Regions from separate parts of the Homo sapiens genome. Here region 2 is linked to region 1. The links are chromatin loops, found by intact Hi-C in ENCODE. Cell type or tissue: gastrocnemius medialis. All regions are shown on one strand.

The links. Peaks named below come from ENCODE experiments on the same cell type or tissue, not always from the same donor. Only the 100,000 strongest peaks of a DNase experiment are listed, where the experiment ranks them.
Region 2: a loop joins it to region 1, with 2.2 times the contacts of the local background. A loop is called at or near these places in 7 of 110 quality-filtered maps.

The regions. Positions count from the first base shown.
Region 1 is chr7:23,051,756-23,059,755 of GRCh38, forward strand. No RefSeq gene overlaps it. Among named protein-coding and RNA genes, the nearest start is that of HYCC1, 42 kb to the left of the region's middle. In gastrocnemius medialis, a CTCF peak has its summit at 4,031 (motif pointing left); a DNase peak (open chromatin) is centred at 4,046.
Region 2 is chr7:22,977,334-22,985,333 of GRCh38, forward strand. It overlaps HYCC1 (hyccin PI4KA lipid kinase complex subunit 1), which reads right to left. Exons shown (of 11, transcript NM_032581.4): 3 at 6,611-6,712; 4 at 936-1,115; 5 at 8-88. Among named protein-coding and RNA genes, the nearest start is that of HYCC1, 33 kb to the right of the region's middle. In gastrocnemius medialis, no CTCF peak of the experiment used is centred here; a DNase peak (open chromatin) is centred at 3,408.

The DNA of each region.
Region 1 (8,000 bases):
ATAATTCTGCCTAAAGGCCCTCACAGTGTGAGGTATGCATTGAGGTTCGTATTTTTACACACATATGTTTAATTGTTGCAGCAGCATTTTTTAAAAGCCTATCCTTTCTACATTAAATTACCTCTGTATGTTTGTCAAAAGTCAATTAACAGCCTGGGCACGGTGGCTCATGCCTGTAATCCCAGCACTTTGGGAGGCCAAGTTGGGTGGACCACCTGAGGTCAGGAGTTTGAGACCAGCCTGACCAACACGGTGAAACCCCGTCTCTACTAAAAATACAAAAATTAGCCAGCATGGTGGCATGCACCTGTAATCTCAGCTACTCAGGAGGGTGACGCAGGAGAATCACTTAAACCCGGGAGGCAGAGGCTGCAATGAGCCAAGATCATGCCACTGTACTCCAGCCTGGACAAGAGTGAAACTCCGTCTCAAAAAAAAAAAAAATTCAATTAACCATGTATATGTTGTTTTATGTCTGGATTCTATTTGAAGTGTTCACCAGCTTTTCCTCTAAAGCGACAGATAAGTAAGATTTTAGGCTTTGCAGGCCATACAGTCTCTGTCACAATTACTCAATTCTACCGTTATAGTACAACAGCAGCCATAGACAACATGTAAATAAGTGAGCATGGCTGTATTTTAATGAAGTATTATTTTATTTCAATAAAATATTATTTACAGAAACAGCCAGTGAGATTAGTCCTGGAGGCCATAATTTGACAACTCCTGCTCTCGTGTGCTCCATTCATCTGTTTCTATCCTTTGATCAATACCATAATGGCTTGATTACTGTGGCTTGTAAGATTTGAAATTAGTTAGCAGTGTTGAGTCTTCCAACTTTTTTCTTTTGCAAAAATTTTTGACTATCTTTTGCTTTCCCATATAAATGTAGGGTATGTTTGCCGGTTTGCTTTCCCATATAAACGTAGGGTATATTTGCTGGTTTCTCTTTTTTTTTTTTTTTTTTTTAGACGGATTCTCTCTCTGTCACCAGGCTGAAGTGTGCAGTTGCGTGATCTTGGCTCACTGCCATCTCCGCCTCCCAAGTTCAAGCGATTCTCCTGCCTCAGCCTCCTGAGTAGCTGGGACTACAGCTACGTGCCACCACACCTGGCTAATTTTTGTATTTTTAGTAGAGACGGGGTTTCACCTTGTTGGCCAGTATTCTCTCGATCTCTTGACCTCACGATCTGCCGGCCTTGGCCTCCCAAAGTGCTGGGATTACAGGTGTGAGCCACTGTGCTCGGTTGTTTGCTGGCTTCTATAAAAGAAAAAATCTGCTAAAATTTTTATTAGGATTGCACTGAATCTATAATCAACTTGGGAATAACTGGCACCCTAACAATATTGAGTCTTCCAATCCATGAACACAGATACTTCTTTCTTTAAAGATTGTGATTCTATCATCAATATTTTAATTTTCAGCATATAAAGTTTGCACATATTTTGTTAGACTTATACCTAAGTAATTAATAATTTGAGTGCTACTGCAAAGTGATTTTTAAATTTTAATTTCCTTTTTTTATTATGAATATATATAAATACAACTGATATATGAATATTGAGCTTGTATCCCACAACCTGGCTAAACTCCCTTATAAATTCCAGTAGCCATTTTGTATATTCTTTTGGGATTTCCTATGTTACAGATTCTCATCTATAAATAGCAACAGTTTTATTTCTTCATTTAAAATCTCTGTCTTTTCTTTTTCTTTCCTTATTGCCCTGTCTATGACCTCTGGTAAGGTGATAGCAGTGGTAAGAGTAGACAATTTTCACTTATTCTTGAGCTTAGGGGAAAGCACTTAGTCTTTCACCATTCTCTTGGCCATGTGAGAATTCAATGAGAAGACAGCCATCTGCAAAGAAGGAAGAGTGCCTTTGCCAGACACCAGATCTGCTGGGACCTTGATCTTGGACTTCTCGGACTCCAGACTGTGAAAACTAAATGTCTATTGTTTAAGCTACTCAATCTGTATTCTGTCACAGCAGACTGTATTAGTCCATTTTCACACTGCTAATAAAGACATACCTGAGACTGGAAAGAAAAAGAGGTTTAATGGACTTACAGTTCCGTGTGGCTGGGGAGGCCTCACAATCATGGTGGACGGCAAGGAGCAAGTCACGTCTTACATGGATGGTACCAGGCAAAAAGACAGCTTGTGCAGGGAAACTCCCCCTTATAATACCATCAGATCTCATGAGACCTACTTGCTATCACAAGAACAGCATGAGAAAGACCTGTCCCCATGATTCAATTACCTCCCACTGGGTCCCTCCCACAACACATGGGAATTGAAGATGAGATTGATTTGGGTGGGGACACACCAAACGATATCACAGACCAAACTAAGACAACCATTAAGAATGATGTCAGCCATAGGATTTTCATAAATGTCCTTTGTTAAGTTGAGGATATTTTCTTACAGTTTTTATCATGAAAGAATATTGAATTTTGTTGTGCTTTTTCTGCATCTATTGGGATGATCCTATAATTTTTCTTCTTTTATCTATTGACATAATGAATTACGTTAATTTAGATTTAAATATTGAGCCACCTTGCCTTCCTAGAATTAATCCCACTTAGTTATGATGCATTATCCTTTTTATTTATTGCTGCATCTAATTTGCTAATATTTTCTTGAGAATTTTGGGGTCTATGTTTATTTGGGATATTAGTCTGTAGTTTTTTTACGTGTAATTATTTTGTCTGGTTTCAATATTAAGGTAATGCTGGCTCATAAAATGAGCTTCCCATGCCAACCTTCCCAGTACAAATTAGACAGCTTTTAAATATCCACCCACTTAATTGGTGAACATTTAGAAACAAAAGACCTCTTCAGAGTGATTTTGTATATGAAAAGGAGTTTGCATTGACAAACCCTCCTTGGGATATGGATGCTAAAAAGTAAGCTAGACATTCTCATTGGGTGATTGGATCCAGAATATTAGCTCCTCAGCATAAAGAAAAACTCCTACACCTCAGCATGATGTATATTAGTTTATCTCATTGGTCCTTAATGGTTTGAGACTAGCCAAAAAAAAAACAAAAAAAAAAACATTAAATGTAATTGAGTCTGAGTCTATACAACTGCTACTCAAATTTTTATTTCAAAAAAAATTCAGCCGGTCATAGTGGTTCACACCTGTAATCCCAGCACTTTAGGAGGCCAAATCGGGAGAACTGCTTGAGCTCAGGAGTTTGAGATCAGCCTGAGCAACATAGTAAAACTTCATCTCTACAGAAATTTTAAAATTTAGCTGGACATGTGCCTGTGCATGTGCCTATAGTCCCAGCTACTGAGGAGGCTGAGGTAGGAGGATCGCATGAGCCCAGAAGATTGAGGCTGCAACACTATGATTGCACTACTGCACTCCAGCTTCGGCAACAGAGCAAGGCCCTATCTCGTTTAAAAAGAAAAGAAAAGAAAAAAAAATCTTGGGTATGAGCATAATTTATTTGATTAATGAATAAGCACTTTAAAAATTAAAGCAAGACTTTTGATTTTTAGTTCAGCTTTTCCTTGTACAGAATTCTTCTTGTTTCAGAATAGAAGAATCTCTGAAATAACATATATGTCATAGAGGCTAAAATTTAAATCTTTCACTCTTACTAGAAGTATTCAATTTGTCTTTGGGTTTTACAAGAGAAATGCCAGATGCTAACAAATATAAGTAATGGTTGTTGTTGGGCTTTTTGTTTAATGTGAATCCTCCAATTACCTTTAAAATCATGATGAAAGCTTAGAAGTTTCAAATTGCCAGCTTAAAACATTATATGTTAAATTATAATATTGTTGGCTATGCATATTCTTTTGCAGAAATATTTTTAGTTAGGCTTCAAAATATCCTCTAAATTTTTAAATAACTACAATTTTATACTCATGTCAGCTCTGTGTCTGTGTCGGTAAGAAAAAAATCTACATTACTTTTTTAAAATGTACATCATGCACCAAAAAGAGAGAGATTTCTGAATTCCATGCCTTCAGGTTAACTGATCAGGTTAGCTGTCCTACACTACAGTGACATCTACTGGCACAATCAGGACTGAGCACCCAGAAGTAATCAGAATGACAGGGCAGCCTTTCTTCTTCCTCTTTGATTATTGGCTGATAACAGGAGTTACATGAGTATGAATTTCCTAAGAACAGATATCATATTTTCTTGAGCTCTGTATCTCCAGTGTCTAATATTGTGATTGTTACATTAACGATTCCCCAGAAATCTGTTGGATAATTATAAGTGCAATTGCCTATGGCCTAACTTTTCAAACAGCACAGAATCTAAATTGAAACAATACTGTTAAAAGTGATTTAAATTAAAACAATAATAATAAAATGGTCTAAAACAAAGGTACTTTGTCTTTGTGATAAATCTCTTTTAAATTCTAATGATAAAAATAAGCTCCACTCATTATCCAGAAAATCACACACAATTTTATACACAACTTCATGAAGGTCCTGAATTCCATCTCTCAACTCAAGGTTAAGAACCTTGGATACAGGAGGTAGAAATATGTTTTAATACACTTTGAAATGCATAAAATCAATAAAACAATAATAAGAAACTACTATATACCTATTAGAATGGCTAAAATTCAAAATGTTAACATAACCAAATGCTGGTGAGGATTTGGTGGAGCAAAAGGAACTTTCATTCACTGCTGGGTAGGAATACAAAATGGTCCAGACACCTTGGAAGACAGTTTGGCAAGTCTTAAAAAATTTTAAACATCTTACTCTATGATGGAGCGATCATGCTCTTTGGTATTTACTCAAATGAGTTGAAAACTTATATCCACAGGAAACTCTGCAGACAAATGTTTATATCACCTTTATTCGTAATTGCCAATCCCCAAAAGAAACCATGGTATCCTTCAACAGGTGAATGAATACATAAACTGTGGCACATCCATATGATGAAACATTATTCAGCAATGACATGAAAAAAAAGCCATCAAGTCATGAAAATATACGGATGAACCTTACATGCATATTGCTAAGTGAAAGAAGCCAGTCCGAAAAGGCTATATACTGTATGATTCCAATGATATGACATTCTGGAAAAGGTAAAACAATGAAGACAGAAAATGGTCAGTAGTTGCCAGGGGTTTGAGGAGAGGGACAGATGATAACTTGGAGCACAAGGGATGTTTAGGGCAGTAAAACTATTCTGTATGATAGTAATGGTAGAGGCATGTCATACATTTGCTGGTAGACGTAGAACACAAAGAGTGAATCTTAATGTAAACTATGGACTTTGGTTAATAATAATGTGTCCATATCAGCTCATCAATTGTAATAAATGTACCGTGTAACAAATGAAAGATGTGAATAGTGGTGGAAATCATAAAGAAGGGGAAGGTGGGGAGTGGGCCTGGGAGGCTGCAAAGTGGGATATATAAGAACTCTCTGTACCTTCCAATCAATTTTCTGTAAACCTAAAACTGCTTTAAAACATAGTCCATACAAAAATTAGCCGGGGGTGGTGGTATGTTCCTGTAATCCCAGCTACTCCAGAAGCTGAGGCAGGAGAATCACTTGAACCCAGGAGGTGGAGGCTGCAGTGAGCAAAGATCACACCACTGCACTCCAGCCTGGGCAACAGAGCGAGGTTCCATCTCAAAAAAAAACCAACAAAAACAACAAAATTAACAAACAAAAAAAAACATAGTCCACTCATTTAAAAGAGAAATAAGCTTCTATTCTTTTGAAATATATTTTAGGATCTATTTGTTACTTTTTAAAAAATGTATGTCAGTCCATAAAGGATGAATTGACCATGAAGACTAAGCTTTGATTTTTTATCTTGCCCAAATTCCTACCTAAGGGGCCTGGGGAGTTATGCCCTGCAAACCGTAAATTCTCATCAGACGGGTGTTATTTAACCCTGCATATCGTGGCTTACTTTCCAGTCTGACTCTGGCATAACACTATGAGACAAGGAATAAGATCAAAATATTTAACCCCAAAATATATTTCCTTGCCATATCTTGAAATTGCCCTGCAAAGTCTCTTGTGGGAACAATCCACATTCTATAGAGAAGCCCCTTTCCCCTTTGTTTTCCTTCTTCCCTTCCCAGATCCAGGAGAAAATCAACTAAGAGCCAGGGACCCTTTTAAGTCTGATAAGAAACATTTTACAACCTGCTCTCTCTGAAGTCTGCTATCTGAGAGCTTCCTCTGCACAATAAAACTTGGTCTCCACAATCCTTTAACCTGAACATTTTCTTTCTATTGATCCGATGTCTTCAGATAAACTCAACCAATTGTCAACCAGAAAAAGTTTAAATTTACCTATAGCCTGGAAGCTCCCACTTTGAGTGGTCCCACCTTTCTGAATGAAACCAATGTATTTCTTAAATGTATTTGATTGATGTCTCAATCTCCCTAAAATATATAAAACCAAGCTGTACCCCGACCACCTTGGGCACGTGTACTCAGGACCTCCTGAGGGCTGTGTCATAGGCCATGCTCCCTCATATTTGGCTCAGAATAAGTCTCTTAAAATATTTTACAGTTTGACTCTTTTCATCAACAACCAAGTTTACATTTAAACACTTTTCTCTGTTACAATTTTAAATGACACATAATCTATGACAGGAATTTATTTTATAAGTGCTCACATAATTAAGTCTCTCTAACAGAAGGCTATTTTTCTATTATGAGCCTAAAGGAGAAAATGACTTTTTACTTAATCCTCGGGTTGATGAAATTAAACACTTCATTTGGTGTGCTTTTCATTTTGATGTCCCTTAGGACTGAGAATTGCCTTTCCCAGAAAGTACTGTAAATCGACTGTGAATTGCTAGAGTGATAGAGGGAAGAAGGACGATTCTATTATAGCTTCTGCCAAGAGCTGACAGGCACATCCCACGAGCCGCTGCCAAGAAATGTTTAATAGTGTGGTAGGGAATTCTAGTCCCCAGATCCTGGTGAAAAACTGAAAATTGCTTTTGGTTTGTCAGTTAAGTTGTAAAATGTCTTAGGCTCTAAAATTGATTACCATTTCATCCCAAAGCAGAATGGCAGCCTAGCAAATTGTGATCCTTATAAGTACTCATCAGAACCCCTAGTGCCTACCAATGCTAAAGTATTTTTCGGCCATCTCTATAAAGCTCAAAGGGAAGTGGACATTTGGGCAATGGCTTGAGCAATTTCAGGACAGCAGTTTATCTTTTGGTCTGAGTTGTTTGGAGTTTAAGTCTGTGATAATAAAAATTTCACAAAACAACTTCCTGTTTTCACTACTGAGCACTACTGAGCAGGTCTAACCTTAGCCATCAGAAAAAATAATAATAATTATAGGACAAGATTATAGCCATAACTGTTCCTATTATTCAGGTTAAAATATATGGTTTTTGTCTGATGCAATTCAATGAGCTTGGTTTGTGTCTAAGGAAAAGACTCTGCCCTATGTGAAGAAAAAAGAAAGAAAGAAAAAGAAAGAAAGAAAGAGAGAAAGAAAGAGAGAAAGAAAAAAGAAAGAAAGAGAAAGAAAGAAAGAAAAAAGAAAGAGAAAGAAAGAAAGAAAGAAAGAAAGAAAAGAAAAGAAAAGAAAAGAAAGAAAGAAAAAATCAAAGGAAGTGAATCTTTGCCCCCTCATTAGAGTCCTACCTTGTACTTATCTTGCTCAGGGTATAACTTGGTGCATATACTAAAGCCAAATCCACCAGGGCTTCCAGGACCTTTCTGACCAAGAGAGCAGACAATGTGAGCTTATAAGGGGCCTTGGGTGAGTCTCCAACCCCTAAAATCTCTACCAGCTTAAACTCTTATTAGAAATGCATTTCTTGGCTGGGCATGGTGGCTCATGGCTGTAGGCCCAGCACTTTGAGAGGCCGAGGTGGGTGGATCACCTGAGGTCAGGAGTTCAAGACCAGCCTGGCCAATGTGGTGAAACCCCGTCTCTACTAAAAATACAAAAATTAGCTGGGCATGGTGGCGGGCACCTGTAATCCCAGCTACTTGGGAGGCTGAGGCAGGAAAATTGCTTGAACC
Region 2 (8,000 bases), 74 kb before region 1:
CACTTACTTCATGGTATACAGATGGTTTGGATAAAGATGGAATCGTAAAACTCAATACTTTGGTATGTCCCTGTTTGTCAACTATTTCCTATAGAAGTGAAAGAAAATATATTAAAATACATACTTTCTTACACACAAATTTACAAACTAAATTTAAATAGTCTAAAACATTTTTTTGAAAAAGACCTGAATAGAAAGGAATTTTAAGTTAAAACCTTAAACCATGATAATCCATTATTATTCATCAACACCGGTAGTTAAACTGTACATCCTTCCACTTAAAAAACATATGTAACAAATTTTCAGGATGGCTGAGATACAGATACAGTGTCTTAATAATCCTTGATCTTACTCATGTAACAAGTTATATTTGCTAAGCGAAGTAATCATTTAAATATGAAATATGTGAAGAAAATGACCTTATATTTCTTTTCTATTTTGAAAGGTACAAAACTTAAGTATCTAGAATACCATACGAATTAACATATAAACTCTATTAGTAATGCAAGCCGTATGTTAAAATAATGTTGTACACTCTGGAGACAGTCTAGATTTTATGCAACTATGATTGGTGAATATTAGAGTAAATCTTTTCTCCCAAACTTTCTGTGAAGGTCAGAAACAGATCATTTATAGACAATGGACTTTAAGTTTACAAAATTTAAAATGCAACACTGATATTTTCAGATATCTCTATAAAAGAAATGAAATGGTCTGATTTTCAACCTTCAATCAATCCATAAAGGTAAGTTACATAATTACATGTACGCTTGTATGTCTCCCAATCCCCAGAAAGTTATATTTGGAAGAATGGGCTATGAGTCATTTGGTGTATGAAAAAACAAACACTAGCTTTATTAAAATGAAAAGCAGTTGCACAGGTTATATATTTGATTTTGTCAAAAAAGATTTTGTTAACTCCATTAAATACAAACCAAATTGTAAACCCCTAGAAGAAGAGCTTCAATGCATCCACTGCTATGCACATTTCTGCTGGCTGAGACTGCAAGGTAGCACCAAATTAGTTCTGGGAGAAATTGCAGCGTAAATTGAAGCAACTGCTCCTCTCCACTGCGATAGAATTCAAAGAGCTGGTGACAGACAGGTTCTAGCAACTAGAAGAAAGACAAAATGTTAATTCAAGAACTGGACTGTATTTGAATGGAACTACTATATGAAGTATAAAAGGTTTTCTCAGATTGGTAAAAATCATATCTTTTTAAGTTCTTAAAATAGCTAAGTTGTAGGGAGTTTCTTCCTAAAATATCCTTTCTTCCTGGTAAAACACATGCCACTATATAAAGGATTGACTATGGGGTTGAAGAAATTGAATGGGAATCCTGGGTAGTTACTGTCCTATCTCCCGCCTCCTGAGTTTATAATTTGACAGCATCTGACAGGAATGATTGGTACATAGGGGGGCTAAATAACTACAGACTCCCCTGGATCTAGAACCCTATTGTAACCATGATTAATTGGCCCTGGATAATCTAAATATTGCTGTAATTTTATTTTAAACATAATTTGGAGTCATCTACAACCTTTTCCTCTCCCACCACACTCTCAACATTATCCAGTTAATAGAGCTGACTGTATCTTTATAATGGGCTTTAAAAAATCAGATAGGCAAGGTAAGACCCTCTTATAGGTAAGTATTCTCTTAAAGCATATACAATGATTGCACACAAGTCATAATCAAATATGTTAAGAGATTCACAAGGTACTGTTCACAAGGTACTGATTTTTCAAGCAAATTATCAGGCTATTTATTATATATATCCAATGAACTATACCTCACCTAAGGCAACAAATTTAAATATACTAAACAGATTTTCTACAACCAATAATGGTAATGAACAAAAACTAATTTACAGTGGATGTTTTGATTTCAAGTAAGTGAAATATGTAAACTGAATATAATTAAAGTCAATATTGTTTATAAAAGGTATAACAAAAGTTATACTTCAATAAACACTAAGTCAAACTAGTCTTTCCTATTGAAAAATTACCTAACTTCTGACAGTTAATCTTCCACAAGGAATACTTTCTCCACTCTTGAAATGGTCTTTAGAGGGCAACAGATGTCCACTGTGGCCATGGAAAGATAACAGAAAAACAGAGGGGCAGGAGGTAAAGTCATGCCATTCAGAGATAGCAAGAAAAGTTTTTAGCGTAGGAATTTGGAATGGGGATAGAGGTGGCTGGAAGAAAGAATGACTGGTTAGGGATATTTAGCTTTCAGGGTGGAGTTTTCAAAATTTTCTTTGCGGACCCACATCAATAATCTTGAATTGTGGCATAACATCCCTCCCTCATCTCTAAATCCCTCAGAAAGCTAAATCAATTGAGATAGTCTAACAAACATTGCAAAATTATGAAATCTTATTTGAAATTTTATTCAAGACAGTTTGTATGAACACATAATTTTAATCAAAACATACTCAAAAGGCTTTATAACCCATTTAAAATCCAAAATTTAGAGTTTTTGCCATACGAAAATATAACAAGACAGATTCAAAGGGGAGGTAGAAATATATTGCAACAAGATTAGATGAAATTATGCATTTGAAATTAGTACAGATAAATATCAATATCTGCATAGTGTGTCACAGATTACAAAGTACTTACACATACATAAACCCATTAAATTCCCACAACACTGGAGGGTAAAATATCATTATCCACACTTTCCACAGAAGGAAACTAAGACAAAGAGGCTATCCACTATGACCAAAATCACATGACTCACAAGGGTCAGACCTGGAGCCAGGTATTTTGACTTCTTTACCAACATACCTGAAAAATGTCAGGAAGAATAAAATGATATACAGTGTGGGAAATACGGACAGTGTCTGACATATCTAACTTGACTATATTTGAAGCAAGCAAAGGAGCATTAGAACCTGCTGTGTTCCTGGTGTCTGGGTTGCATTTTTTAATGTTTTTTTTTTTTCATGGAAACCATATTATTTATGGTGGTTAGGTTTTACAGTATTATTAAGAGAGACTGTACCTCAAGTATATTTATATGTGTTAAATGGGCTTTTATGGGTTTAATGAGAACCTAGTCACCATGTGTCATCTCTCCATTGTAAAATAAATTTTGAGTTCTGAAACAACTAAGCTGCAAATGGATTTTTACAACAATTCATTCATAAGTAACAAGTCTGTATCCTAAGAGAGATTTCTAGTGGTAACAGGCACATGACTCAAAAATGTTCTTTAATGACTAAGTAAGGAAAATGTTCTTTAATGACTAAGCAGGAAAAGAGTCAAGTTTTGGTAAATTTAGAAGGAAAATCTTGCAAAATTTTTTGTATTGAACAATTACTCAGGAACATTGGGTAAGAAAAAGATACGGAAAAGTTGGAGAACACTACTATTCAGGAACCAGCAGCTACTGGTACCGGACCTCTCCACTCTCTGGACTCCCGACTCCTAGAACTCCAAGGAGACTTTATGTAGGTCTTTCAAAAAACAGCTGATTTCATAACAGACTTAAGTAGTATCAACCTCTACTCATAGGCCTGTCTCAAAGTTATAGTCAACTAAAAGCGCCGCTTAAGCAAACTGCACTGTACCCATATAAACTGCCTCTTTATAAGTTTCTTGAACACATCACATATCGCAGGGCCTTTCCACCTACAGTTCCCTCTCCTGGAAGGCTCTTGCCCCTGATTCCACCCCAACTCCTAATTCGTTTGGATCTTGATTCAATCGCCAACTTCCTCAGTCCCAACACATATTTCCCTTACTTCATTTTATTTATCCTTATAGCTTTATCACTAACTGACATAGTATTATATGTTTAGTTATTTGTTTAATGTCTTCTCACTAACTAGAAAACAAGTTTTAATCTACAAGATCAAGAATTTAGTCTATTTTGTTCTCATAATTCCTAAGTGGTTCCTGACACATTAAATGCGTTTAATAAATATTTATTAAATGAATAAAACTGAATAATGAAAAAGTACTATTAGTGAAGTTTAAATGCCAAATTTGTTGCACTTCAAATAATACCAGAAACAATATCTCAAATTTCAAAAATTCTGGAAAATAATAATATCAACTTGTTAGGAATATTTTCAAATTTAGACACAAAATATTCTAAACAGCAAAAGGGAGGTTAAAATGTTAAAGTAGATTACACTGTTATATTTTAGAAGCACTTCCAAATATATCTGAAAGAGCGAGTGGTTTTTTTAAGAATACAGAATACACACAGTCTTCACCACATGAACCAGAATAAAAGCACGAAACTAACATGCAAGACCAGAACCAATGCTTCGGAAAGTGTGGTCCTGAGGATCATCCACAAACTGTTATCAATCTCCAACAATATAAATATAGAAATTGAGAGGAAATATTTATAAACTTTTATAGCAACTTAATATTGTTACAAGATCCAAGTGAGTGATTAGCAGATTTATCAGAGTATACATCAGTTAGGGAATATCAAATTTGTGTGGTGCCTCACACATGGTGTGAGTTCATGTTAGTCATGTATTTCAGATACACATATTTGTCTGTGACAGATGATAATTTTTTTAAAAAACTGGTCCATCATCACTAGTAGTTTGAGAAACACTGCTCTGAACCATTAGAGCTATATTCACTAGAGTTATCTGAATAAAAGGAATGCTATAAACTAATCTAGCCAATCATAAATTTATCCTACAAACACTTTCCAAAGTAGCCTAGTTAAAACATACTTCATGACAGAATAATTTTTAAGCTTCTCAAAATAATAAATAATAAATGATCAACAACATTTGTTAAAAAACATAAAGCGTATGGCTATACTTACCCTATTTGGTGAAATATATAATTCTAAACCAAACATGGAAAACCTTAAAACAGCTTTCACTCAATATTTAAAAAGTAAAATCCTTCAAGAAAACAGCCTACCTGTGCATTCTATACAAGTTAAGAAGCTTTGGGAAGAAGGAAGAGACAAGACAAATATGATTCTTCAATTCAGTTATTCCAGTTAAAGTTTTTTGGCTTGTCAATATACTCCCTAATCCCTTCAGCACCTAAAATTCATGATACGCATTATAGTATTACCAGTAGGAGTGGGATATTCTATACCCCCTCCAAAAGAGGTTAACTACTCAAAAGAAGAGCCTCCCTCAATTTTGGTAGTTTCATCCCAGAGATACATAGATCCATATTGGACTGGACTCCAGGATATGTTACTTTACCACTGAATCTGCTGTTAGAGTCTATCATGCCATCAATCAAACTCAAGTACAAAAGGAATTATGTACTTCAGATCCCTCTCTTCTACCATACCTCTTTCCACTCCTCCTGACGCTGCCCAAGTTTAGGTTCTCAACAGCTCCCTCCTAGGCTATTGTCATAGCTTCCTAGTCTTCTTGCATTCCCCATCTTTTCATTTGCCAATCTATCCTCCACATAGCCACCTTCCTAACCCCTCAGTGCAAAAAAAGTCTAAACTGCTTAAGATGGAATTTGAGGCCCACCATGGTTATGTCCTAAACCTAGCTTTCTAGCTTCAGCTCCTATCACAGCCTTACCCTCTATTGTTAACTACTGCATTAGCCTATTCACCTTTTTCCAAATGCCATACCTTTTTACTTTTCATCCTATTTCCAATTTTTTTTCTATTTCTACTATGAATGGTAGGATTTACAAGCAGCAGAATCTGGAATATAGATTATTTTATTACCTTCAAACTAAATGGGCAGCTAGTGAGGCACAGTGCCTCATGCTTGTAATCCCAGCACTTTGGGAGGCTGAGGTGGATGGATTGCTTGAGCCCAGGAGTTCGGGACCAGCCTGGGCAACATGGTGAAATCCCATCTCCACCAAAAACACAAAAATTGGCCAGGTGTGATGGTGCACGACTGAAGTACCAGCTATTGGGGGTGCTGAGGTGGGAGGATCGCTTGAACCTGGGAGGTCAAGGCTGCAGTGAGCCATGATCACACCACTGCACTCCAGCCTGGGCAACAAAATGAGACCCTGTCTCAAAAAAAAAAAAAAAATCTAAATTAGCCATCTGAAAAAAGAAAGAGTGGTAGTGGGGCAAGAGGAAAGACTGGGAAAGGCACTAGCCGGGCTAAACTATTTGCCATTCTTTAAATGCCTTGCATTTTCTGAGCCTCCGTATACTATCCCCACTGCATGGAATATTCTTTTACCTTGCCACCTGGAAAACTTGTGCTTATCCGTAGACTGGATTAAGGATTGCCTTGAAACCATGTGTTTACTTATTTTCTCCCACTTTCCTCTTTCAGGATAAAAACCATGTGTTACTCAATTTGATTCTCTACTGCCTAGCATAGCCGATGGCTCATAATGGGCACTCAAATACTTGCTGAATGAATAAAATGAAATGCAGTGACATAGACTTTTCAAAGCTACCTCTAGCGAGAGAGAAAAAGAGAGAAAATGTTCAGAGATGGCTTCTGGAATACGGTAATAAATTATATTTCTTGGCTTGGGGAATGGTACACTAGAGTTCATTTCAGTATTGTTCTTTAAACATATACATTTTCTTACCCCTTTATATCTATTTCACAATAAAAAATTAAAAATCAATCAAGTCAATACTGTTAGCACAATAAACCATAAAAGTACTTACCTCACTTTGTGGCTCCTGGATAACTTTATAGAGAGATGAAACTAAAGAACTCTTGTCTTTCAAATTTGTGGCATAATTTGGTAAAGATGTTTCTGGTAATGTCTAAACAAATTTAAAAAAATACATTTTACTTTTATGAAATGTCCAGAATAGGCAAATCCATAGATGCAGAAAGTAAATTAGTTGTTGCCAGGACTGCAGATGGGAGAAGAAGATTAGGAGTGACTAACAGGTATGAAGTTTCTTTTTGGGGTGATGGAAATGTGCTGGAATTAGATGCTGGCATTGGTTGTACAACACTGTGAATATATCAAAAACCAAGGCAAGGTAAACATGTTTACCTTAAATTAGTAAATTTTATCTTATATTAATTATATCTCAACAAAAATTCAAAATAAAACAAAAAATATACTTTATCCTCTTATCAACAAGGACATAAACTAACATCAACACTTCATCTTTGATCATAGTTTGGGATTAGAGATGGGAATATAGGCCAGGCGCAGTGTCTCATGCCTGTAATCCTAGCACTTTGGGAGGCTGAAGCAGGAGGACTGATTGACCCCAGGAGTTCAAGACCAGCCTGGGCAATATAGTGAGACCTCGTCTCTACAAAAAAACAAACAAAATTAGCTGGGCATGGTGGCATATGCCTGTAGTCTTGGCTACTCGAGAAGCTAAGGTGGGAAGATGGCTTGAGCCTGGGAGGTCAACGCTGCAGAGAGCCATGATTGCAGCATTACACTCCAGCCTGGGTAACAGAATGAGACAGGGTCAAATTAACTCCGGAGTTACATACTCTGACGGTTGAGCATGAGAAGGCTGTTCTACTTAACCAATTGAAGGGAAAATTTAGACTTTTCAGAGCTAGAGAAAAAGATATCCACACTACCAACAAACGAATTTTCCTAATGCCATTTAAAATACAGACAACTAGTCACAGCTTGCCAGAACCACCTATTCAGAACAAACACCATGACCAGAGAGTAATGGGAAGAGATAAAACTCCAGTAGTAAGTCAGATGATTTTGAATAAAAGAGTAGGGAAATCTGAATAAAAACATTTCATTATCATAATGATAAAAACCTTTCCTTCTGGAGCACACCCCCTCCTCAGCGATATCTGTTTCCTAAGTCATTATTCTCTCTCACCCAAATTACTTCCTTCAGTCAGTCATTGCCAATCCTGCAGTAGATACCATGTCTCAGGATATTCCTAACTCACTCTAAACATACATTATTCCTTATATGTCTCATATCCTAGTATTTCAAAATTTAATATGGGTTATGATTAGTATATAGGTGGATGTGTGCATAAATTAAACAGCATAAATTTTTACAATAAAGACATTTGATTCATTTTCACTTTACTGTGAGCTCCTTGAGGGCA